2 separate regions of the Homo sapiens genome follow, and region 1 is linked to region 2. Evidence: read pairs that join two places in POLR2A ChIA-PET (ENCODE). Cell type or tissue: OCI-LY7. All regions are shown on one strand. Links, peaks and the distances in the headings refer to the core of each region. The heading gives the core; the rest is flanking DNA.

Region 1 (12,461 bases), core at 1,867-9,866, 820 kb before region 2:
GTATAATCTAATTTTTCATTTCCTCGCTGTCTTTGTGATAAATGCTCGAATTATACTCTGCTTTTTAGTTGACTCCCTTCGTTGCATTAAAATTCTACTGCCAATTGAAATTCTCCTCTATATCATACTCTTTATACTATCTGCAATAACATATATACTGTCAGCAGAATCATATTATTTAAAATGCTGTTAGCTACTAATGTGGAAAAAAATGTGTGCAAGATGAAGAAAACAGAGAGCAAAGATTATTAATGCTTCATTCATAGCAAATTTATTATGATCAATGTTATTGGCATACTGTGGATGGGAAGAATTATAATCCTTTTTCCTGCTTATCTTTATTCATCCTTACCCAGTTTATAGGAATCTGTAGAAAGACATATAAAAATGCTTTGAAGTCCATACAGAAAAAGAACCCTATCAATTTAAGGCTGTTTTAAAGAACCTTTAAATCTACACAGGTTCGAATCTCTTCTCCAAAGTTTCAGTTTACATTTCTAAGAATTTTGAGGGCTTGGACTATTCCTGCTGCTCTACAGTTGAGGTAATGCCACCATCAATGAAACTTCAGATAAATTTCCTATTGCATTGAAAAAAGAGAGAGAGCTGGGTTTGCCCTGCCCCTGACCTTCAGCGCTGCCAACCTGTTCCAGCTGGCTGCTGTCCACTTCAGCACTGAGTGTTAAAATGCCTATACCTACAGATGAACTTTTCCTTAGATCCCCATCATCAGAGGGAGGCCTAGCCTGTGACCTTCCTTTCCTAATTCTCCCTAGAATGAGCTCTCTACTCCTTTCCTGTCCCAACTATCTACACTTTTCTTCTCAGAGGAAAAACAATTGTTGGCTCTTTTTCCCTTTGCCCCAAATCTCTTCATAAAAAGGAAGAAAATGGCTCAATTTGCAAGGTAAAAGCTTACTTTGGGTGCCATAGAAACCACTTGCTTTGCCTTTGCAGATCCTACCTAGTGAGACAGTTACCATATATATTGTTGTTTCAAGATACTCTATTACCTGAAAAGGGAGTTTTTTAAAAAAAGGAATTTTAGTTCTTTTCAAGCTGCATCTTAAAAAAGCATTTGCTATTTTGGTGGTGGTTGCTGTTGTTTTTCACTTCAGAAGTTCATATTAAAGGTGCTTCTGTATGGCATAAACATGTTCTTACACGAGATTTCTAGATTCCCCCACTTCTGATTAAGTTTTTTCTCTTTCCAACGGGAAAAGGGGGATCGTGGAGAAAAAGGGGACTCTGGAGCTCAGGGACCAAGGGTGAGTGTTCCTCTCATCCATCTAAACTTTTGCTCCCTACAATCCCAGATTTGAATTCATGTCTGCATGGCTATTCATATGACATCTGTATTAATAATACTTAATAATAGTATTGGAGGTAGACTACTGTAATTATTCCTGAAACACCCCTACCTCCTTTATTTTCCTCACCAGGAGCAGTGCATGTAGGGATTCCAACACATAAACTAAGCTTCTTTGAGAAGGCCTAAAGAACTCCCCCTGTCTACTTTCCCTCTGTTCCCATCCAGCTAATGGAATTTTCCACTTTTCAATTAACTCAATTATAAAGAAAGCAATAACCCATATGTTCAGTGTCTTTTTTTAAAAAAAAAGGGAATTATGACATGACTAATGGAAATTAAGTAGCAGATCTAATAAGCAGGGTAGAAGTCTTAAAAATATACATGTATTCTATTGTTTGTTCCCTATTTTGTTTAATTTTTGTGGCATTCATTCCTGATGGGAAAGCCAAGTATTTTTCTACAGAACAATGTTCTATCTTTTTAAAGAATGACGGCCAGGTGCAGTGGCTCACACCTGTAATTCTAGCACTTTGGGAGCCAAGGCTGGTGGATCACCTGAGGTCAGGAGTTCAAAGCCAGCCTGCCCAACATGGTGAAACTCTGTCTCCACTAAAAATACAAAAACTAGCTGGTCATGGTGGTGCATGGGAGGCTGAGGCAGGAGAATTGCTTGAACACAGGAGGCAGAGGTTGCAGTGAGCCGAGATCACGCTACTGCATTCCAGCCTGGGCAACAGAGTGAGACTCCGTCTCAAAAAAAGAATGAGGAAGCAATGTATGAGGTATGGATGAGGAACAAAAGGTTAGAGGATGCTTTAATAAATATGAATAAAGCAAATAAAATTTTACATGTCACATCAGAGTAGCCTATATTGTAATTTTCAGAAAATAGTTTCAAAAATTAAATCGTATTTTTTATCAGATTTCATATATTGAACCTACCAAAGACAGGATATAAGAAGTGGTTTGCCTCCTTTGAGATAAGGATACATTTTGAACATAATTATTTATATATTCTAAAGTACAGTTGGGCCTTAGTAGGGAAATGATATTCAGAGAGAGCTGTGAGTTGTATTTCTGTTTCTGCCACAGTCCACCCTACATGCTAAGCTAATACCCATGATTTTCCCTTGATTGGTTTTGTCATAGGGTCCACCTGGTCAAAAAGGGGATCAAGGAGCCACTGAGATCATAGACTACAACGGCAACCTCCACGAAGCCTTACAGGCAAGTGACTGGTCCCTGCCCTGACACACACTGAGAAGGATGCTGAGGAGCACCCATGTAATGTGTGCAAATATGAGCTTCCACACCCTCTATCCTCAGAGGACTCCACTGCTCAAGGCACCCCTTCTCCCTGTTCTCAAGAACTCATCCCCTTCTCTGTGCCCCAGTTTATCTTCTTTATTTTGTAGCATTTTTCAATCATTTCTTTCCTTTCCCTTCCACCTTCAGATATAGTTAAGCCTTATGAGGGATAAACCTTGTGTTAGTTTGGCCAATTTTTGCCTCCTTCCTTGCAGAGGGAATGTGGCAAGGCAATCAAGAGCTCTGTGCCTCTGGGGCTGGAGCTGCTTGCATTCAAATCTCAGCTCTCTTGTTTACTAAATGTGTGACCTAGGGCAAGTTATTTCACTTCTCTGTGCCTCAGTTTTCCCATCTACAGAATGAGGATGGTAGCAGTATCTGCCTCATAGCCTTGTTGAGAAGAGCAAATGGCACAATATATATTATACTCTTAGAACAGTTCCTGGTACATAGTAAGCCCTCTGTATTTCTTATTACTGCTACCATATAATTCTTTTCTTCTTATTAAGTAAGCAATAGACTATGTGGCTTGTTTCTATCACCTTTGCTTCCTATTCATTCTTTTCATGTTTAGACTCCTGCATTCTAGCCTCTATCATCATTCTGTTGCATCTTCTCTTACAAAGGTCAACAATAACTTCTATGTCAAGTCCACTGGACTCATCGCCCCTGACATTTTTGTGATATTGATATCAAACCACCTTCCTTTGAAACTTTTTTTTTGTCTCTCTGACCTTCTACTTTCATTTTTTCCATTTTTTTTCTCTGGCGTATCACCTTTATTTTGGTGTTTCTAATTTGTCTGTCTATTCCCTAGTTTTTGGTATCCTCAAGTCTCTGATCTTTTCTTGGTACAGTCACTCCCTCTGTGTTCTTCCACATTATGGCTCTCAATTCTTTCATCTCTAGATATAATCTGTGTATGCCCCCAGCTGTCCAAGAATATTTCCATTATGGATGTATGAATGCCTTATCAGCTTCCACCAATACAATTATACTGGTTACCTTTCCCACCTACGAAATGAGTCCCTTTTTTAAGTGACCGGTTTCTGTTAGTGATACCATGAATCTGAATTTTGAGGGAATAGAAAGTTTAGAGTCATTTTTAAACTATTCTTAGTCCTTTACTTATTCTGTCTCACCAAGGGGCTGCTATTTCCTTTTTCAAAGTATCTCTTGAGATTGCCTGTTCTTTCCATTCCTAACTGAGTCCACATCCTGTTTACTTCATGCCTAATACAGCAACAGCTCCTTGACCAATGACTCTTTCCCTAGTGCCTCCTGGTCCTTCTAATTCATCTTGTGTATCACTCCAAGATTAATTTTTATAAATGATCATGGCTTCGATGGTTCTAATTTGCTCAGAAACCTTAATGACCCCCCTACTGTCTGTTCTATCAAGCCCAAGCTTCTCCATCTTAATCCTCTATAGTCATGCCCTTCCTGTGGAGAACTTTTCATTTCTCCACAGCAGAATTCCCCCTGATATAATCATTGTTATCATATCCATACAAGTCTCCTCCTTTTTGCATGTGTTCATCCCATTCTTCCTTCCTTTCTTTCCCATATAAATTCTACACAACAATCCACTGCTGCCACTCAGATGAGTTCTTCCTCTTAATCCTTTTAAACATTAGTGGTGGGGTTCTAGTGGTTTACTATTTAAAATCAAACTCCATAGTTGATTTTAGTCTTACCTCTTATGAGATTGTAAGCTTGGTGACAGAAAAACATTTTATGCTTATATTAACCAGATATGTAAATATTAAGTAAATGGTTATTGGTTGAATAAGTATACTTCATTCGTATGTACAAGCCATTTCTTTGCTTGTAAGCCGAATTAGTTGTTTTAAATATATCTCTGCTACTTTGTACCTGTTTGAATTATTTTTCCATCTTTATGATTTTACTAACACAATCTAATTATGACAGATCTGTACCTGTATAGGTTCTTTGCTCCAACTATCATTTTTAACTAGTAGAGCACTAAGTCGTTTTTTTTTTTTAAATCTATTTTCAGCTCAGCCTATTTTTTGGCCTTTTCATTATTTTTCTTCTGGTAAAATACAAACAGAAGCATGTTTACTGCTTGGAGAAATGTTGCTTGGACAGTATCTTTAGTTAGGAGCTTGAATTAGTGTTCCTCTGTGTAATTGGATTCGATGTAAGTAGTGGCCTCTGGGTTACTGTCAAATTCTAGAACTAGTTTTCTAAATTATTCCCTTTTCCCCACAAGTTGATAACTATGTAAGGAAAGAAAGGGAGACAGAGACAGGGAACACAAAGTTTTGGTGTGCCTACTGTTTTCAAAGTTCTTATAAAATATAGGGACTTTTTAAAAACTTAGTTTATTAGCAATGTTGTAAATTGCCCTTGAACTACTTCCAGTGGCCCCATAATTCCAGCTACCTTTAAGAGGTATCTACTTTCTTATCCTCCAAGAACTGTTCCAATATAATTGGGCATTTTCTGCAACACTGTGATCAAGTTCTCAAAGCATTCTTTGCATGAACTGGGCCTGGCATGAGGCAAGCTATCCTTAGTCTAAAATGGAAATCTCTATTTTGATCTCCCCTCTATTAGCTCAGTCATTTGGGGAAAATTGCTTAATGTATCTATACTTCATTGATCTTATCTGCAAAATAAGGATGTTATTGGAATAAATTTTTTTCTATGAGTCCACGAAACCTAATACTATTCTTAGGGTGATTTTTCAGAGCTTCTGAACACTTTTTACTGATATGCCTAAAAGCATTGTACTTTTTAAAAAATGTGACACCTATATTTCAATATGAAACGATATACTTCTGTTTCTTTTTCTCATCTTTAATTGTATATGACTACTAAACAGCCAATATCCATCATAGTCAACTAGTTCATGCTTATGTCTCAACCTAAATGTTTATTATTCTTATTGGGTTGGTTGTGAGGCAACTATTTGCCATGCTTATAAATAGCTTATAGTTATCTTTTCACATCAAAACTATTGGTTTCCCTAACATAGTGCTCTAGTGAATTGAGTCCCTCATAAAATTAATACATTAGATTGAGAAGAGATGGTAGACATTTATTCTTCTAATTCTCTAACCAGTGATGGATATTTACAGTTTTGCAGGTATGTCATTGTTATCCCTTTTAAAACAATCTGCCAAAAATACTCTAGGATAATCAGATAAATAGAAATATATTACAGTTATAATCATACCATATTAGAAATATAAAATTTTACTGTTGCCTCTATTGAAGATTGTGATTTACATAAACATTGCCATAAGCTATTTATTTTTATTTAAGGTGGCTAAATTTCTACAAATTAGCAGTAAAACCTCTGTTTCCTAACTGACTCTTTAAAAAATTCTCATCGCCATCTAAACTAAACCTGTTCTCTAGTATGAATCGTGGGCGAGTTTAAGCTTTCATCATTATGAGAAATGAAAGAAAGTAACCTTTAATTCTAAAGAGATTCAGATAAACATTTCAGGGAATAAATCACAAAGCAGGCTGCTGGGCTTTACCCAATTTGCAGTTTCTGTAGTTCATGCCTCCCATTTCACGTCGCGTCTCACTAGAGAATGCCATGTCTTTCTCCATCACCACCAAAAATTCTGACTTTCAAATCATTATTTGAGTTCAAAAGAGAATCCTGTTGAGTTTATATAGCTTTAACTTGGATTTGCCACATATAAGAAATGCACAGTGAGCCACATCGTTAGGACTTCTCTGTGTGTCTGCATACTGGTGCTTCCAGTTGGTGGTCAAGACTATGTATTTGTGAAGTTAGCTCAGTTTGTTGTCATTGAAACCTATTAGCTGGATGGAACATTATACAATTTTAAAGTTTCACAAACATAGTTATTTAACAAAATCATTTAAACTCCATCTGTTAGGTCAGTTACTATTAATAATATTCTTTTATTTTGCAGCTCATTATTAAACATGTTATCTTTAAATTTAAAAAAATACAAACTAGCATTATGTTCAGGTGAAAAATGAATTAGTATATGGCACATGTTGGAAAACCTCAGAGAGCTCAAATTTGAAAATCCCTTTCCTTTTTAGGGCTTTATGATCCTGTTTTCTAGTTAAAAAGTAACATGTAATTGGAAGACAATGATAAAGAAATTATTTCTACTCCTTAATTTTCTGATAGCCTTGTTTAAATGACTTCTCTACACTGTAGGAACAACAAAAAAAAAGTAGCTTTACCATAACTACAAATCCAATTCTTGTTCTAGGTGAATTCCTGAAGCATAAACTGAATGGAATTATGTTACACAGATCTGGTGGTGTAAAATTCTGGGACCTTATTTTTTTCTTATAACCTTGCCCCCAGTTTGTGGACATTTTACCTTTTACAACAATTTAAAAAATAAAAAAAAAAAACAGTAACAACAGCTCAAATCAGAAATTGGAGTGGAACAGTGGAAAACAGAAGGATGGTGTTCAACTGATACCTACAAGTTTGAATGTAATTGAATAATGTTTCTCTATGACCAGAGTCCCTAAAGGAAATGTTCTCCCCTCTGTGATTTCATAAAGTGGTTATCAACCCCATAGAACTTTCAGCACAGAACCTAGACCAGAAAAATGTTAATTCAAAAATATGATTCATGGATCAGGAATTATGTTTTAGAGATTCAGACTTAGACACGGTATATTTTGTTACAGTTCTCTAACACTTTAAGAAATTAGATTAATTCTTTCAGTATATACCCAGTAATAGGATTGCTGGGTCAAATGGTATTGCTAGTTCTAGATCCTTGAGGAATTGCCACACTGTCTTCCACAATGGTTGAACTAGTTTACACTCCCACAAACAGTGTAAAAGTGTTCCTATTTCTCCACATCCTTTTCAGCATCTGTTGTTTCCTGACTTTTTAATGATCGCCATTCTAACTGGCATGAGATGGTATCTCATTGTGGTTTTGATTTGCATTTCTCTAAAGACCAGTGATGATGAGCTTTTTTTCATATGTTTGTTGGCTGCATAAATGTGTTCTTTTGAAAAATGTCTGTTCATATCCTTTGCCCACTTTTCAATGGGATTGGTTTTTTTTCTTGTAAATTTAAGTTCTTTGTAGATTCTGGATATTAGCCCTTTGTCAGATGGATAGATTGCAAAAATTTTCTCCCTTTCTGTAGGTTGCCTGTTCACTCTGATGGTAGTTTTTTTGCTATTCAGAAGCTCTTGAGTTTAATTAGATTCTGTTTGTCAATTTTGGCTCTTGTTGCCACTGCTTTTGGTGTTTTAGTCATGAAGTCTTTGCCTATACCTATGACCTGAATGGTATTGCCTAGGTTTTCTTCTAGGGTTTTTATGGTTTTAGGTTTTACATTTAAATCTTTAATCCGTTTTGAGTTAATTTTTGTATAAGGTTTAAGGAAGGGGTCCAGTTTCAGTTTTCTGCATATGGCTAGCCAGTTTTCCCAACACCATTTATTAAATAGGAAATCCTTTCCACGTTGCTTGTTTTTGTCAGGTTTGTCAAAGATCAGATGGTTGTAGGTGTGTGGTGTTATTTCTGAGGCCTCTGTTCTGTTCCATTGGTCTATATATTTGTTTTGGTACCAGTCTACTATAAAGATACATGCACATGTGTGTTTATTGCAGCACTATTCACAATAGCAAAGACTTGGAACCAACCCAAATGCCCATCAATGATAGACTGGATAAAGAAAATGTGGTACATATACACCACGGAATACTATGCAGCCATAAAAAAGAATGAGTTCATGTCATTTGTAGGGACATGGATGAAGCTGGAAACCATCATTCTCAGCAAACTAACCCAGGAACAGAAAACCAAACACCACATATTCTCACTCATAAGTGGGAGTTGAACAATGAGAACATATGGGCACAGGGAGGGGAACATCACACACCAGGGCCTGTCAGGGGGTGGGGGGCAAGGGGAGGGATAGCATTTGGAGAAATACCTAATGTAGATGACGAGTTGATGGGTGCAGCAAACCACGATGGCACATGTATACCTATGTAACAAATGTGCACATTCTGCACATGTATCCCAGAACTTAAGTATAATAAATCAATCAATCAATAAATTTTAAAAACTCATTTGTTTTTCTGATTAAGTTCACAAAAAAATTGGAATGCCAAAAAAAAGGAAATTAGATTAATTCTATGTCGACTAATATCTTTAGTTATGGCACACACACACGCACACACACACACGCACAAACACAAAGTTAGTTTTAATGCAACAAATGAGCTGCAGACTAAAAGAGAAAAAATATGCAATTGGGTATTTCAGTTTTCTCTAATGAAGTACTCTCTAGAATAGTGCTTTTATCAATAGCAAAATTTCTCAGTTCACAATTATACTGACAAGCCTCTAGCATATATGACTTTACTGCATTATTTTTTTCAATCAGGTGAATTAAAATTTTGACATTTCTTTTTCTTCAGCCATAGATTTTTTAAATAGGATTCTAAAAATAATTTTTAAAAAATCTCTACAACTATACTGTATTGAAGATAGGGTAATATGTTCTCAGTATCTTGTCAAATCCTTTTAAGATATCAGACTAGCCAAACATATTCAAAAAGTTGATTATTTCACAAATGTATTACTGTACTTTGGCACACAAAATAGATAACTCTGTCTTTGTCAACACATTTTCCCAACAGAGGATTACCACCTTAACTGTCACGGTAACTCCTATTGCATGCTTTCTGTGGTTTGTGGTTTTGTATTTGGTGTTGATGCATGCCAGCCAAAATGGTACTAATGTAGCTATTGTTTTTATCTGATACTTAATTTTATGTTTTCTTGTATTAATAATCTTTTACATTTGCTCCAGTTGAATCACTTTGTCTGCTTAGTGAAAAGGTCAAGAAAAAAGTGATTGCTAATTTTCTTAAAAGTCTCTGGCCTTATCTGAACAATATAGCTTTATTCTTTAGGGTTTGGGAAATCAACGCCTTTGGGGTGGAGGGGTAAGGAGTGTATGTAGAAACAAAGCTAATATTCGTATGCTAATTCATCCCAATACGATGAGTGTGGAGCATGGCAGCAATTTTACATTGCCTTACCGAATCTACCCAGAAGCACCTTCCACATTATTTTGACCTCAAATGTGTTAATATTTTAGCATATAAATAGGTGTTTTTTTCTAATTATGTAACTAGTAAAATTTTTCCTCATTGCAAATTTATATTTGGGGAGATCTGATTACGATAGAAATAAGGAAGGTGTATAGTGTGCCTATTTAAGGTATGAATTTTAATACATATAATTACTACTTTTAAAAACTGTGCTTTTTCTTGATTTAGGGTCCCCCTGGACCTCCTGGACCTCAAGGACTACAAGGGCCAAAGGTTATTCTTTATTTACTTGTTTCCATTTATCACATACAGTGCAGGGAATACCGTATTAAGTATATGCATCTTTGAAAATCAGTCTTACAAAATGCTGAAGAAGCTGAGATCAACAGTATTGTTTTAGAGAGCGAAGAAAAGAAATTGAGGTCTGGACTGAAGGAAGATAGAAAATTAGAAAAGAAGAAGGGAAAATAGGAAAAGAAGAGAGAGAAATTTAATTTAGGGAAGACATTGAAAAAAGATATTAAACAAGGGAAAAACAAGTTCCACAGAAATTATAAATGTAAAAAACACTAAATGTGGTGTATGAAAACAAAAGAAAATGTTTGATTAAAGGAGGATTAGAGAAAATTTAACTTGACACCAAGAAAGATCCTTGCTTCTAATGCTTTTATAGTAAAAAGAGTAAGAAAAGTTTTAGTATGGTGCATTCACAAATCAAAATTTTAGGAATCATTTTTCATAATGCATTCTTTATTATATACTTTCAGACATTTTGCCATTTAAATCTTATCTAATGAAACATACCAACTAAAAATAGTAGAAGGCTAGAATTGCTTTATATCTAAACTTTGTTGATGGCTTTATCCCTCCAAACTGAAGCTTAGTCATTCAACCATGTTTGATCAATTAACACATGGCCAGTGATTCTGGCTTTTCAGAACTGAGCTACATGTGTTGAAATATGACTTTCGTCATTGGATTCTTGTAGGAGATTCAAGTTATTTCAGAATTCATCTTTTGTTAATGCTTCTTAAGGCAGTTTATTTGCTAAGTCTGTCATAACACACACTCACACGTATCAGCTTTCATACTCTCTCAAGATACTTAAAAACAGAAATCTAGTATATAGAAACTTTATTTTTCTATCATATAAAGGAATATAAATTACAATATTACTGAGCTCCTTGCCTATATATTTAGAACATAGATCCTAATTTCAAATAGATTTCTTGTATAACATTAATATAAGGTGTGGGATTTTTAACTTTCTATTTCTCCAGCACATTCTGGTCCCTAAGAGACATAACACAAAAAAACTATATATAATCTTTATTCTTGGTGAGCAACACTGCCTGGATCCCCATTCAATAATATCTTGGTGAGCTGGACTAGATATCCTAGAAGGAAATCTGCAATTTCTTTTTTTCCTTTGTGTAGAACCAACCAAGTGTCTAAGTTCATTATTTCACCTCCTCGCTTGACTAAGACTCCAGAACCAAAATTGTCCCCAAAGCTAAATACATATCTCATTTCCCACAAACCTCAAAAGTTTCCAGGACTTTTCTCTTCTCTACAGTCCAAAGGCCTAGAGAAGCCCCAAAGGCACCCATTCTTTGACCCAAAGAGGCAAAAAGGACCTCCTAGGTAAAAAATCTGTATCACTAAAACCTATATTCCCCTGGTTTTATAATCCAATTGCTATTCGTGTATTAATTCAGTTATTCAGTAAGTAATTTTTGAGCCTCTACTCTATGGTAAGGACTAATATCTAGTAAGGATACTAGAAAGAAATTCCAATAAAGGGCTTATGGCCTAGGGAGGGAGATAGGCAAGTAAAGGTACAATTATTAATAGAGTAAGTGCATAGAAGGTCCCTCTAAGTCTTAAGAGCCAAGGGTGGCTTTGAGTTGAAACTGAAAGACAGGAAGAAGTTGCCCAGATGAATATCTAGACAAGCAATATGGAGGAGGGTTGAGTCATTCTCGCTTACCTCCTACCCTTGCCATCCTTCCCAGTATGCTATCATCCCTACCCCACCCACCCCACAATGGTCTTATAATTGAGATCTTGTGTTAGCTGATGTAGTCCTTTATGTTTTTCATGGTCTGTCCTTGAGAAGGTTGGGATAATTGGGGTGGAATGTAGCTATGACCAAGAGACAGCAAAATGTAGCCTGAGTCAAGTACAGAACCCCTTCTGATCTTGGAATTCAGACTGAATGGGAACTTACTCAATTAGCATTTCTCCTTCATTTATCACACAAGAATTGTTTGATTCCCTACACATCAAATAACTCTTACAAACCCCATTTGAGGGGTGAAGGATAAATGAATAACTCATGAATTATGTTTTCCTTTTAAACACTTGTGAATCATATTTTAAAGGGAAAAGCCTAGCAAAGCCATCATTATTGGACCCACAGTGCTGACAAGTATTCAGACTCTGAATGAAACTAGGGCTTAGCCAGGTGCATCCAACCTCAGCAGACTTGTTTGTGGCAAAATAAAATTTGCTGCTACCACAAAGAGCAGGAAACCTGAAATAAGAAAAGGCCCTTCCCCCGCCGCTTTTCTTGCTTCATTTGTTTATAACCACAAGATCATGCCTTCCTTAAACACTGGAAAGCTCAAATTTCATGCTGTACCTCATAGCTCTTAAAGTTTTTACCAGGGAAAGGAGCTCTAACCATTTCAATATTGTGGTTTATAGTATCACCAAACAGGCCTTTCTAGAAAATACAGCCTCAGGTCAGCTCCGTTGGAAATCTGTCTGTGA
Region 2 (12,461 bases), core at 1,647-9,646:
GAAAACCCCATTGTCTCAGCCCCAAATCTCCTTAAGCTATAAGCAACTTCAGCAAAGTCTCAGGATACAAAATCAATGTACAAAAATCATGAGCATTCTTATACACCAATAACAGACAGAGAGCCAAATCGTGAGTGATTCACATGCTTCAAAGAGAATAAAATACCTAGGAATCCACCTTACAAGGGACGTGAAGGACCTCTTCAAGGAGAACTACAAACCACTGCTCAATGAAATAAAAGAGGATACAAACAAATGGAAGAACATTCCATGCTCATGGGTAGGAAGAATCAATATCATGAAAATGGCCATACTGCCCAAGGTAGTTTATAGATTCAATGCCATCCCCATCAAGCTACCAATGACTTTCTTCACAGAATTGGAAAAAACTACTTTAAAGTTCATATGGAACCAAAAAACAGCCCACATCGCCAAGTCAATCCTAAGACAAAAGAACAAAGCTGGAGGCATCATGCTACCTGACTTCAAACTATACTACAAGGCTACAGTAACCAAAACAGCATGGTACTGGTACCAAAACAGAAATATAGATCAATGGAACAGAACAGAGCCCTCAGAAATAATGCCACATATCTACAACTATCTGATCTTTGACAAACCTGAGAAAAACAAGCAATGGGGAAAGGATTCCCTATTTAATAAATGGTGCTGGGAAAACTGGCTAGCCATATGTAGAAAGCTGAAACTGGATCCCTTCCTTACACCTTATACAAAAATCAATTCAAGATGGATTAAAGACTTAAACGTTAGACCTAAAACCATAAAAACCCTAGAAGAAAACCTAGGCATTACCATTCAACACATAGGCACGGGCAAGGACTTCATGTCTAAAACACCAAAAGCAATGGCAACAAAAGCCAAAACTGACAAATGGGATCTAATTAAACTAAAGAGCTTCTGCACAGCAAAAGAAACTACCATCAGAGTGAACAGGCAACCTACAAAATGGGAGAAAATTTTTGCAACCTACTCATCTGACAAAGGGCTAATATCCAGAATCTACAATGAACTCCAACAAATTTACAAGAAAAAAACAAACAACCCCATCAAAAAGTGGGTGAAGGATATGAACAGACACTTCTCAAAAGAAGACATTTATGCAGCCAAAAAACACATGAAAAAATGCTCACCATCACTGGCCATCAGAGAAATGCAAATCAAAACCACAATGAGATATTATCTCACACCAGTTAGAATGGCAATCATTAAAAAGTCAGGAAACAACAGGTGCTGGAGAGGATGTGGAGCAATAGGAACACTTTTACACTGTTGGTGGGACTGTAATCTAGTTCAACCATTGTGGAAGTCAGTGTGGCGATTCCTCAGGGATCTAGAACTAGAAATACCATTGGACCCAGCCATCCCATTACTGGGTATATACCCAAAGGACTATAAATCATGCTGCTATAAAGACACATGCACACGTATGTTGATTGCGGCACTATTCACAATAGCAAAGACTTGGAACCAACCCAAATGTCCAACAATGATAGACTGGATTAAGAAAATGTGGCACATATAGACCAAGGAATACTATGCAGCCATAAAAAATGATGAGTTCATGTCCTTTGTAGGGACATGGATGAAATTGGAAATCATCATTCTCAGTAAACTATCACAAGAACAAAAAACCAAGCACCGCATATTCTCACTCATAGGTGGGAATTGAACAATGAGAACACAGGGACACAAGAAGGGGAACATCACACTCTGGGGACTGTTGTGGGGTGGGGGGAGGGGGGAGGGATAGCACTGGGAGATATACCTAATGCTAGATGACGAGTTAGTGGGTGCAGCGCACCAGGATGTCACATGTATACATATGTAACTAACCAGCACATTGTGCACATATACCCTAAAACTTAAAGTATAATAATAACAAAAATAAATAAATAAATAAAAATAAAGTCTCTGCCTAGATATGGAGATTTTCGGGTTGGACAGAGCTTTTCCATTTCACCCTCCTTGGTCCTACTACAAATTGGTGTGGTGGAAGGATAGATTTCTCTCCACTCCCACCCTTCCCTGCAACTTGAATATTGACGCTAAAGGGCTCCAGAAAACTACCTTCCCAGCAGCATATACCAAAACCTCCACATAGAATGAGGCAGTTGGAAACCACTCAAACTGCCTCAAGTAGGAAATTCAGTTTCAAAAATGCCATCCTCACTCCCTACTAGTTTTGGAGGCATCCCAATTTCCTGTCTTCTACACCTGCAATCTGAGTGGTGAAGTGGCTGTTCAAGAGCAGGTAGCAAGGGTAGAGTTCTTATTCCAGGAGGTTTTCTCTTCTAATACCTGCTTGCCTGAGAACAGACTACATTTTCTCATAGAATATTCCAGTAACTGCATCTGTAGAAGTGAAACTGAGGTGTCTCCATGAAGTTTATTGACATCATGAAGGGCTCCATTGCCACTCTGTCATCCAAAGGGATTCTACCTCGACAGACTAATTTATTTTAGGAGATGGGGTCTCGCTATGTTGCCCAGGCTGGACTCAATCTCCTGGGCTCACACAATCCTCCACCTCAGCCTCCCAAGAAGCTGGTATTACAGGTGTGCACCACCCCACCCAGCTTGACAAACTGATGTTCAAGTTAGCTATGGTATCCTCTCCCCTCCTTGATGATGAATCAAGAGCAGCTTGAATTTGTTTAAACCCTAGGGGCCATCCTATTGCTCCCTTGGCTAAATAATTAATAGACCTAGTAGGGCCTCCCACAATTTTGTTCTGAATAAATCTTTAGGAGTAACCTAATGTCATTTAAAACTACTGGCCACTACAATCCTAGCACTTTGGGAGGCCAAGGCAGGTGGATCACTTGAGGTCAGGAGTTTGAGACCAGCCTGGCCAACATGATGAAACCCCGTCTCTACTAAAAATGAAAAAATTAGCTAGGTGTGCTAGTGAGTGCCTATAATCCCAGCTACTAGGGAGGCTGAGGCAGGAGAATCGCTTGAACCTGGGAGGCAGAGGTTGCAGTGAGCCGAGATCGTGCCACTGTACTCCAGCCTGGGTTACAGAGCAAGACTCTGTCTCAACAAAATAAATAAATAAATAAATAAATAAATAAATAAATAAAAATAAAATTACATTATGATAGAATGAAGCATCATTATGCTCCTGTTCATATGCCACCACTTCTCTAATTACCATGTGTTAGGAGAATCTTGGGAACGTCTCTTCTACACACCTGCTGTTTGTCTGGGGTCTTAAATCATCCAGTCTACTGCTCACACATAACATGTAGCCTACCTGAGTGACAGCAACCCCTTTCTGACTAGCCCCGACCAGCACCTCTCTGAAAGTGTGGGAAGACCTTCCAGAGGAGCTGTGGGGTGGAGTGCAGAGCCCCAGCACTGGTCTTTTTGCCAGGTAGCCCAACTGCTTAATTTCTGAGACTCACTTTTCCAAGACTCAGGCCTGCTCTGAATCTTAAGCCTACTCCCTGCTGCTGTCACATGTTCAGGGCTGTCATCTGTAACCCGATGAACATAGGTTACTGGGGCTTCCTTCACAATTGGCCTATAGATGCTAGGCAGTGTGCTCAACACCTGAAACCTACTTCGCTTGGTCCCCAGCAACCCTATGGCATAGGTTCCATCCTTATGCCCATTCTACCAGATATACCCAGAAAACAAATAACTTCTCTAGGTTACACAGGTAAAGGCAGTGGAACTGAGAACTAGAACCCAAGTTGGTTTAATTGCAAAGCCCATGCTGTCAAGTAGTTGTGCTGGTTAATCCTGTAGCAGCAACTACAGTTGGTGATTTTCACTAAAACATTGAATAACATCAGTATCAATGACAGGGTTCTCTGTCTTTCAGGAGTTAAAGTCTGTTATGCCATGTCAAATGGTAGCAAGAAAAAAAATGCTAAAATAGACATTAAAACTGTGATGATGAAACAGTGAGACCAATTTAAAAAATAGAATTTACACAGCCAAATGGATTCTTTCAAAGTATAGTACTGAAAGCACAGCCATGATTTCATTGTTCAAAGCATTTTTTCGATTACTATTTATGTAGCATCAATGCCTGTTTATAAGAAAATTAGTCTCATAAAATTATAGCCACACCTTATACTTTTGGTAGACTTAATGAGTTACTTAGGTTGAAATGTTAAAGGGATTAAAATCAAGGTGGGGACAAGACAAAAGCTTGTTTCAAATATGTGAACGGTATAACTCACAAAGAAAGCATAATTAGTGTATGTTGTTGTATAAGCTGTGACTAACATAGTGGCTGTAACCTCTCCAATGATGACTAGTTGAATCTCAAATGGGTTTCTGAAAGCTGATGTGTTAGTCAAAACACTTACTATTAACGGAACCCAGTGGAGAGTCATTTTCTTTTTTTTTTTTTTTTTTTCTTATTTTTGAGACAGAGTCTTGCTCTGTTGTCCAGGCTGGAGTGCCATGGTGCCATCTCAGCTCACTGCAACCTCTGCCTCCTGGGTTCAAGCGATTCTCCTGCCTCAGCCTTCTGAGTAGCTGGGATTACAGGTGCCCGCCACAACGCCTGGCTAATTTTTTGTATTTTCAGTAGAGACAGGGTTTCACTATGTTGACCAGGCTGGTCTCAAACTCCTGACCTCATGATCTGCCCCCCTCGGCCTCCCAAAGTGCTGGGATTACAGGCATGAGCCACTGCACCCAGCTGAGAGTATTTTCTAACACCGGATTTGTTCATAGTAGTTTCCGAGTTCCAAGACATGGTTCCACCTACCCCCACGCTGTGTCATTGAAGTTCCCAAAGTGGAAATACGCTTTACAATTGATGTCAGAAAAAGTTAACCATTTTCCCCAGAAAAACTACTATTAACAGTGAATCTTAAGAACATGAAAGGGCCATGATTTTCATTTTACAAAGATATCTTGAGTTAAAACGATCCTTCAGAGAACTCCATTTTACTAAACAGAATTGAAGTCTAGGTGATGGCTATCAGAGGCTCACCATCTTTTTCAGCAAGTCATCTCATAAGTTGCCTGGTTTTCTTCTTAATCTCAAACTTTCACTTGTATTATAGGTAAATAAAAATATCACTGGCCGGGTGCAGTAGCCCACGCCTGTAATCCCAGCACTTCAGGAGGCTGAGGTGGGTGGGTCACGAGGTCAGGAGTTTGAGACCAGCCTGACCAACGTGGTGAAACCCCGTCTCTACTAAAAATATAAAAATTAGCTGGGCGTGGTGATGTATGCCTGTAATCTCAGCTACTCGGGAGGCTGAGGCAGGAGAATCGCTTGAACTCAGGAGGCGGAGGTTGCAGTGAGCTGAGATTGCGCCACTGCACTTCAGCCTAGGCGACAGAGCGAGACTCCGTCTCAAAAAACAAATAAATAAATAAAAATATCACTAAGGGGAAGCATAGGAGAGAGGAAAAAAAGTGGCCAAGTACGGTGGCTCACGCCTGTAATCCCAGCACTTTGGGAGGCTGAGGCAGGCAAATCATGAGGTCAGGAGTTCAAGACCAAACTGGCCAGCAATGGTGAAACCCCGTCTCTATTAAAACTATAAAAAATTAGCCAGGCATGATGGCACACGCCTGTAGTCCCACCTATTCGGGAGGCTGAGGCAGGAGAATTGCTTGAACCTGGCAGGTGGAGGTTGCAGTGAGCCAAGATTGTAACACTGCACTCCAGACTGGGCGACAGAGCAAGACTCCATCTCAAAAAAAAAAAAAAGTATCCTCTTGACCTAAAACTTGGTCTTTACTTTCAAGTGTCATAAAAGATTCATGACGGTTAGGAGGCAAGTTTGGGGAGGTGAGGAGAACCAAGAGCAGTGACACCAGGCCCAGCAGCACTGCCAGGACCCACCCTCCCTCTTGAACAAGTGCTGCCAAAACACAGTGGAGGATGATGCAAGGCACCTGGGGCTCTCACTGAGGCTCAGTTCTTAACCACAGACTGAAGCAAACAGCAGCAGCGGGCCTATATTTGGAAGCAGAGAACCTGACTGACATGACCTTCCCTCCCCCCGCCCCAAGAGCTCTCCGTGGCAAGCAGCTACGTTCACCTGAGAACGCAGAGACATGGAGTTGGGAAAGAAAAAGCTACTCCCTCACCTCCCATGTCTAAAGGAAGGATGTTCAAAATTCCTTCCTGGTCCCAAACACGGTGCATGGAAAATATTTTTTGAAAACGATAAAAGGATATTGAGAGGCTAGGCCTTTTGACTATTTGGTAGGCTTAAAGTGTATTTTAAAATGCCAGCCAGAAAGACTGCTGCAGCCCCTACCTTCTCATCCCGGCAGTCTGATAGTTGCATTGCTGAGTTACATCTTTCCTGGAATTCAGTGGTCAAGAAAGAACCCTGCCATTTCCAGGACAAGGGCCTGCATCCTATGGGGACTCTGGTGAGACAGTAAGGAAGTGAAGCCCCCACTTAGGCCCAGGGCTCATGCCAAAGGTCAAGAGCCAGCCTGAGAGAGCAGGGAGCTGTCAGACCACAAGGGTAACCTTTAGCGATGGAAATGCGGGTGGCCTCACAGGTGCTTCCTTTGGTTCGTTAGGCAGCATTTTATAAGAATAACCTAAAAGTGTCCTACCCAGGTTCTATGTGCGGTACAAATGCACCGATGTATTTATTTTCCCACTATGTTATAGATTCAAAATTTTTAAAATTAATAAGCTCCCTTTTATCAGTCATAAAATGAAGAAAAAAAATCTCTTGACTATTAGACCTATGACCCAGAACACCAAACAAGGATGCCCATTTTAGGGAGAGTCCTGTCTGAAATTTTGGATCGGAGATTTTCAAATGGGCTATTTTGTACTTAATTTTATCAAAACCTAGTTCTAGTCTAGGCTATGTGACAAAATATCTAGTGACTTTGGGCACATCCCTTAAGCTTTCTGCTAATGAGGCTATTGGACCTCAGGATTTCTGATGTCTTTCCAACTCCAAAATTCTATCTTGGAAGACACTTTCTTAAGCCAATGATTAAAAGAAGCTTACGTTACACTACTTCACTTTGTTGGCAAAGAAGAAACAGATGTTCCTTAAAAATTGTTCTCTGTGCCCTTATTACTGCTTTCCTGGTAAGAAATCTGGCAGCGACGGCCCCAGGCAGGTTTTACACAAATGCCTTGTCCTGCCATTCCCTCCCCGTCACTCCCACTTTAAAAATTAACAGCAGGTCAAAGAAGAGGAGAAATAGCTTCTGCCTAAATTACCAACTTTTACTTTTATAATCATTTGAGTGTATTACAATTTTATATTATACATTTTTTTCAATTCAAATTTTCAGACTGAAACATTGTTATTTTAGTAGAGTCAATTTATAGGCAATTTGCAACAGTGATTTCTCATGGAAAAAAGACACAGACAGACAGTAATCATTCAGATCTGTGGAACTGAATGACCATGAAAACCGACCTCCTGCAAACCATGCAAACAGAGATATGCTGACCCATTCAGCAGCAGCATCTTCACGACGAGCTGAATAAAGACACATCTTATGTCATGCCCAAAATGTAGGGCAAGACTCAAAGCTGCAGGTAGTAAAATGTTCTTATAAAGGCAAGATCCAGGTGCTGCTCGCTGCAGTGCTTCACAGACTATACCACTTGCTTGCCAGTGGCTTGTGACTCTCCCACGCAGCAACAGTGAGCATGGTGCACTCGCACTCTCAGAGGAAGTACTTTCCCGTTGATGAGAGAAGGAATCTAGGCAATTCTTCACAAAAATGACAAGGTTCAAAAAACATGTTTGCTCCAAGGCACCAAGGGTGTAAAGCTGTTTAGAAAATACACAGAAATGAACAGACTAAAAAAGGGAATTATTTCTTAATGGAGAATCTATTACTGCTGTAACTGGTGTAATAATCACTTCGATAGATTACAATCAAAATGCACATTTATTAAACTGTACTGTGTGAGGGAATGTCTGACCAAAGAGCATTCCCACAGGCACTCGGGGCACTGGCTGGAAAGCGCTCTCAGGTGTTCTTCTCAGAGCCGGAGAAGCTGCACATCACTTGTATTTGTAAAATCCTTCTCCAGTCTTCTTGCCGAACTTGTTCTCTGCTACCAGCTTATTTAAGGATGGGCTGGGCTGATGTAATGGGTTCTCTGCATCCATTTCATGCCACCCTATTGAGCGGAGGGAAGAGAACTCAGGATGAAGTGCTGGGTTTATTTTTACATCTTGGCATTTCCAAGGACAAGTCTGGAGGCCTGCCTCTGATGTGGGAGAGCCCCCCAGGCATGGCGCCCCTCCGGCCACCACTGCAGAGGCACCAAGGAAGGCTGTGCTGGTGCAGCCACATCAGCCCCAAAGCTGCTGCACTGCCACCCACCTGTGCTGCCTGAAGCCTGGCCCTACTATGGTCCTCCTGCTTATCCAGTGTCTTCTCAGAAATCACTACGGCCAAAGGCCCAAGTACACTGACAGAAGCCATTAATTTGCTGGTTGGATTCATCACTGGCACAGTTAACTTTCAGAATACACGTTAAAAAATCTGCATTCCTGCCATTGGTATTTTGCATCCACATAAGATTCAAAATTTAATTCTTCAACTAGCATTCTGTGAAACTTGGGAACAGATAGCTACATTCAACTTCAGTAGTCCAGTTTTAATTATTATTTTTACCCTGTCTTCAGAGCTTTTACATTACAATGGATATATTTTTTAAAATGGATGTGTATCTTGCTTGCAATGGAGGTTACACAAATCTATTGATGTGATAACACAGTGTACCAGTGTCAATTTCCTGGGATTTAATATTGTACTATGGCTATATAACCACTGGTGGAAACTGGGTGAAGGGCACACACACAAGACCTGTCTGTGCTATATTTGTAACTTCCTGTGAATCCATAAAGGTTTTTTTTTCTTCAAGGTCACCCTGTTAAAGAGACACTAGACAGTCACATTCTTCCTTCTCCTGACATCTGTTCATGAATTCTCAACCTGGTGAGGCAGGATTTTGGAAGGTCTTTATTAAGACCCCTGCTAACTTTTTTTAAAAAGGCATTATAATTTACAGTTCAGAAAAACTACCTCAATTAAAGACAACAAAAAATTCCAATTCCTACCATCCACGATGAACTTCGTAGTATCCAGTCCGACATAATCTAGAAGCTCAAATGGGCCCATGGGGTAACCGGCTCCTAATTTCATAGCAGTGTCAATGTCTTCTTTGGATGCGTCACCTAAGGAGAAAACGGCAGCACTGGGTCACCACCACCTTTCCTTGAATTCTCCCTATCACAGGATTAGCCCCAGAATTACTAGAATTTTATATGCTTGCACAATAAAAAAAATGCCTAGACTGAGACTTTCTGGCTTGGGTAAGATTTCCTCTCTAAAGTACATGCCAAAGAGGTCATAAGACTTTGTTTTTTTTGAGACAGAGTCTTGCTCTGTCACCCAAGCTGAAGTGCAATGGCACAATCTTGGCTCGCTGCAACCTCCGCCTCCTGGGTTCAAGTGATTCTCCTGCCTCAGCCTCCCTAGTGGCTGAGACTACAGGTGTGCGCCCCCACACAAGGCTAATATTTATATTTTTAGTAGAGATAGGGTTTCACCATTTGGCCAGTCTGGGCTCAAACTCCCAACCTCAAGTGATCCTCCCGTCTCAGCTTCCCAAAGTGCTAAGATTACAGGTGTAAGCCACAGTGTGTGGCCCAAGATTTTCAAAGCTACGCACCACTGAGGTGAATTTTGGAGTACTGATACCCTGTTCATGGAGACAGAAGTCTCCATGCCTGAAACTTCAGCTACTTTCAAATACATTGGGATTTTCCAACTCTGGAATCATTTATTAAAGTATAATTTAATGCTACAGCATATTTTTGATTTATAAATAAACTTTCTTAAAAAGAAAACTAAGCTTTCTGCTTTTGTATGTATAGTTATTGTATGTATTCTTTCCCCCAGTTTTTTGGGTTTTACAAGTAAGGAGTATTCCCCTGGCATCACATTTCACACAAACCTTTTAGTCAAGATACCTTTTAAAGAAAAGCCCAAACCCGAGTTAGAATCACCACACGTTTGGAAGTCTGTTGAGTAGACTACGACAAGGATCAATGTGCTTTTCCCTTGGAAATTTACTATGTCCTTTGGCCCCAAGAGGCCTTTATGGAGAACAATCTGTTCCCTTTCTTTGAAATCAGAAAAGTAGAATAGTCTGCAACAGGTGGCTATCTAGAATTTTGTTCCAAAGCATTAAGAAGTCAATCAGATCAAAGCTAAAGAAAAGAGGGAAAAATGTTAAGACACTCAGAGAGAAACTACTTAAACATCGATAAAGAAGATATATTTTTAAAAGCAAATAAATTACTAAAGTAATTCCAAAGGATTTCAAGGCATTTTAAGGTGACTAAAATACACCACAATTATTTATTATGGTTGACATTACTAATAACTACACTAATTAGGATTAGAGACGCCTGAGAAATCATGATTTGAGTGTTAGGCCATAAGAAAGCAAAGAAACAAAAATAATCATATAGGCAGCGTCATTCATTCATTCATTCATTCAACTTCTATTCATTATGTAGCAGGCACCAGAGATGTAGAATGAGACAAAGATAAACCAGACAAGCACTCAAGGTACTCATGACATAATGGGAGAACTCAGATGTGTAAGCCAAAAACTTCAACATAATAAGACCTGAAGATTCATGACTCACACAGCTCTGTGTGAGTAAAGATGGAGAGATTTACTCACACTGCCAGGGCTTCACCAAAACCACCCCCATGCCTGGGTCCTGGAAGGTGAAGATAATCCTGAGATGAGCAGACCAGGAAGGGCATTCTAGGTAGAGAGAACAGCACATGCAGAGGCAGGAATGGGAAGGAACACAGCATATTTGGGGTGTGGCTATGAAGCTTAAAAGTGGGTTCTACTCAGAGGATTTCATTAGGAAGCCCCGCAGCTTCTGTGCTGGTAGAGCCCTGGAATGCTGGAAGTGCCGGCCTCACAGGCTCCTCAGGCTTGGGATATGCTCCCTGTGCCTAGGTGCTGCCCTCAGACAGCTTCGGAGCTCAGTCTCTCACTTCCTCCAGGCCTCTGCTCAGGTGTCATACTTCTGACAGCCTCTTCTCCTCCCTGCATATATAAAAAAAGCAACTCCCTGCACTAAAGAAAAGGCCAGGACACTAGGACAAGACTCTTGCCACCCCTTACTATCTTCTTCTCCACAATTACTCATCACAACCTAACATGCTTATGTACTGGTTCATTTGTTACTGGCAGTCTCCCTGGGACAGAAATCTGACAGCATAATGGTTGCAACTCAGCTAAAGCCATTTAATGAAATCTATATTCAAGGACAGGACAATTAACCCTAGAAGCAACGCTGTAATTCCATATTCAGAGACTCACTTGAGGACTGTTTTATTTCAAGAAATAATATGAAGATACAGCACATGATAGAAAAATATCTAAATAACTCTACAAAGTCAGCCCAACTCTAAAGATCGTGTTCTCAATAATGCAGAGCAAAAGAGGCAAACTTTCAGAAACAGAGAAACAAAATACAGAGATTGGTGTGCCAAGTGACAGTTAGATGTGGAATCATGTTTTAAACTAATAATTCTTAAACTTCTTTAGAATCAAGTACTTCTGACAATCAGACACCCTTTCCATAAAAAATGCACATATAACCCAAATTCTGCGTCAACTTTAGGAGGTTCATTGGACACCCTCTCCTACCTCCCTCCAGTTAAGAGCCCCTAACTCCAGACAAGACAGCAAAGGAAAGCTTCCTCAGTGAACTCCAGATCAGCACAGCTGAGGGGCTGGGACTTGCCCAACATCTGCTTCTTTGTCTGGCTCAGCAGCACCACCTGCCAACCATTCTTAGCATGAACAACAGAGGCACTTAGCAACAACTCAGAAACAGCATTTTTACTCATCAGCAGCTGCCTATGTGCCCGCCCTACACAGCACCTTGGGACATATGAAGATGAGGAGGAGCCAGAGTGCCCCAGAAAAGAGAGTATAGTAAGGGAAAGAAAACACCTGCCATGCCACAGGGAAGACAGTGACAAGTGACCCAAGGGAGAGCCAAAGCAAGAAGAGTTGTGATGACAGAGATGATGTCCAGCTGGGAGCTCTGCAGACACTCAGGTGGGGCAACGTGGGAATGGCAGGAGTAGTTGGCGGTGATAACAGCAGGGGCAGAGGTTGGCCAGAAGGAAGGCTCTCTGGCAGAGCTTGTAGATGGCAGGAAACCAGAGAACCACTGAGCCTGTCTTGAGCAGGGGCGACAATGTGAGCAAGATGTCACATGGTGACTGGGGGGCAGGCTCATGGTGCTCCCAGGCCTGTTGCCAGCAGAGCCCTCCTGAGAAGAGCTGACCATTTGGCCCCACCATCCTGCCCACACTGGCCATTAGGAGTGGGTGCCTGGCAAGGGCAGCAGTCCACTGTCAGACACAGCCTATCCAGCCTCTGTCCCTCTGACTCACAGGAGTGACAGTGA

Evidence for each region. ChIA-PET counts read pairs that join two places held together with the same protein. Peaks named below come from ENCODE experiments on the same cell type or tissue, not always from the same donor. Only the 100,000 strongest peaks of a DNase experiment are listed, where the experiment ranks them.
Region 1: POLR2A ChIA-PET joins it to region 2 with 10 read pairs; 2 of 35 experiments call an interaction of 5 or more read pairs at or near these places.

The regions. Positions count from the first base shown.
Region 1 is chr4:108,849,734-108,862,194 of GRCh38, reverse strand. It overlaps COL25A1 (collagen type XXV alpha 1 chain), which reads left to right. Exons shown (of 38, transcript NM_198721.4): 23 at 1,224-1,268; 24 at 2,462-2,539; 25 at 9,270-9,293; 26 at 9,915-9,959. Among named protein-coding and RNA genes, the nearest start is that of ETNPPL, 93 kb to the right of the region's middle. In OCI-LY7, for the core only: no CTCF peak of the experiment used is centred there; no DNase peak of the experiment used is centred there.
Region 2 is chr4:108,029,897-108,042,357 of GRCh38, reverse strand. It overlaps HADH (hydroxyacyl-CoA dehydrogenase), which reads right to left. Exons shown (of 8, transcript NM_005327.7): 7 at 9,066-9,182; 8 at 7,187-8,119. The coding sequence ends at 8,001. Among named protein-coding and RNA genes, the nearest start is that of HADH, 46 kb to the right of the region's middle. In OCI-LY7, for the core only: a CTCF peak has its summit at 8,487; DNase peaks (open chromatin) are centred at 5,907, 6,477, 7,567, 8,817 and 5 weaker places; H3K4me3 peaks cover 5,663 bases; H3K27ac peaks cover 7,693 bases.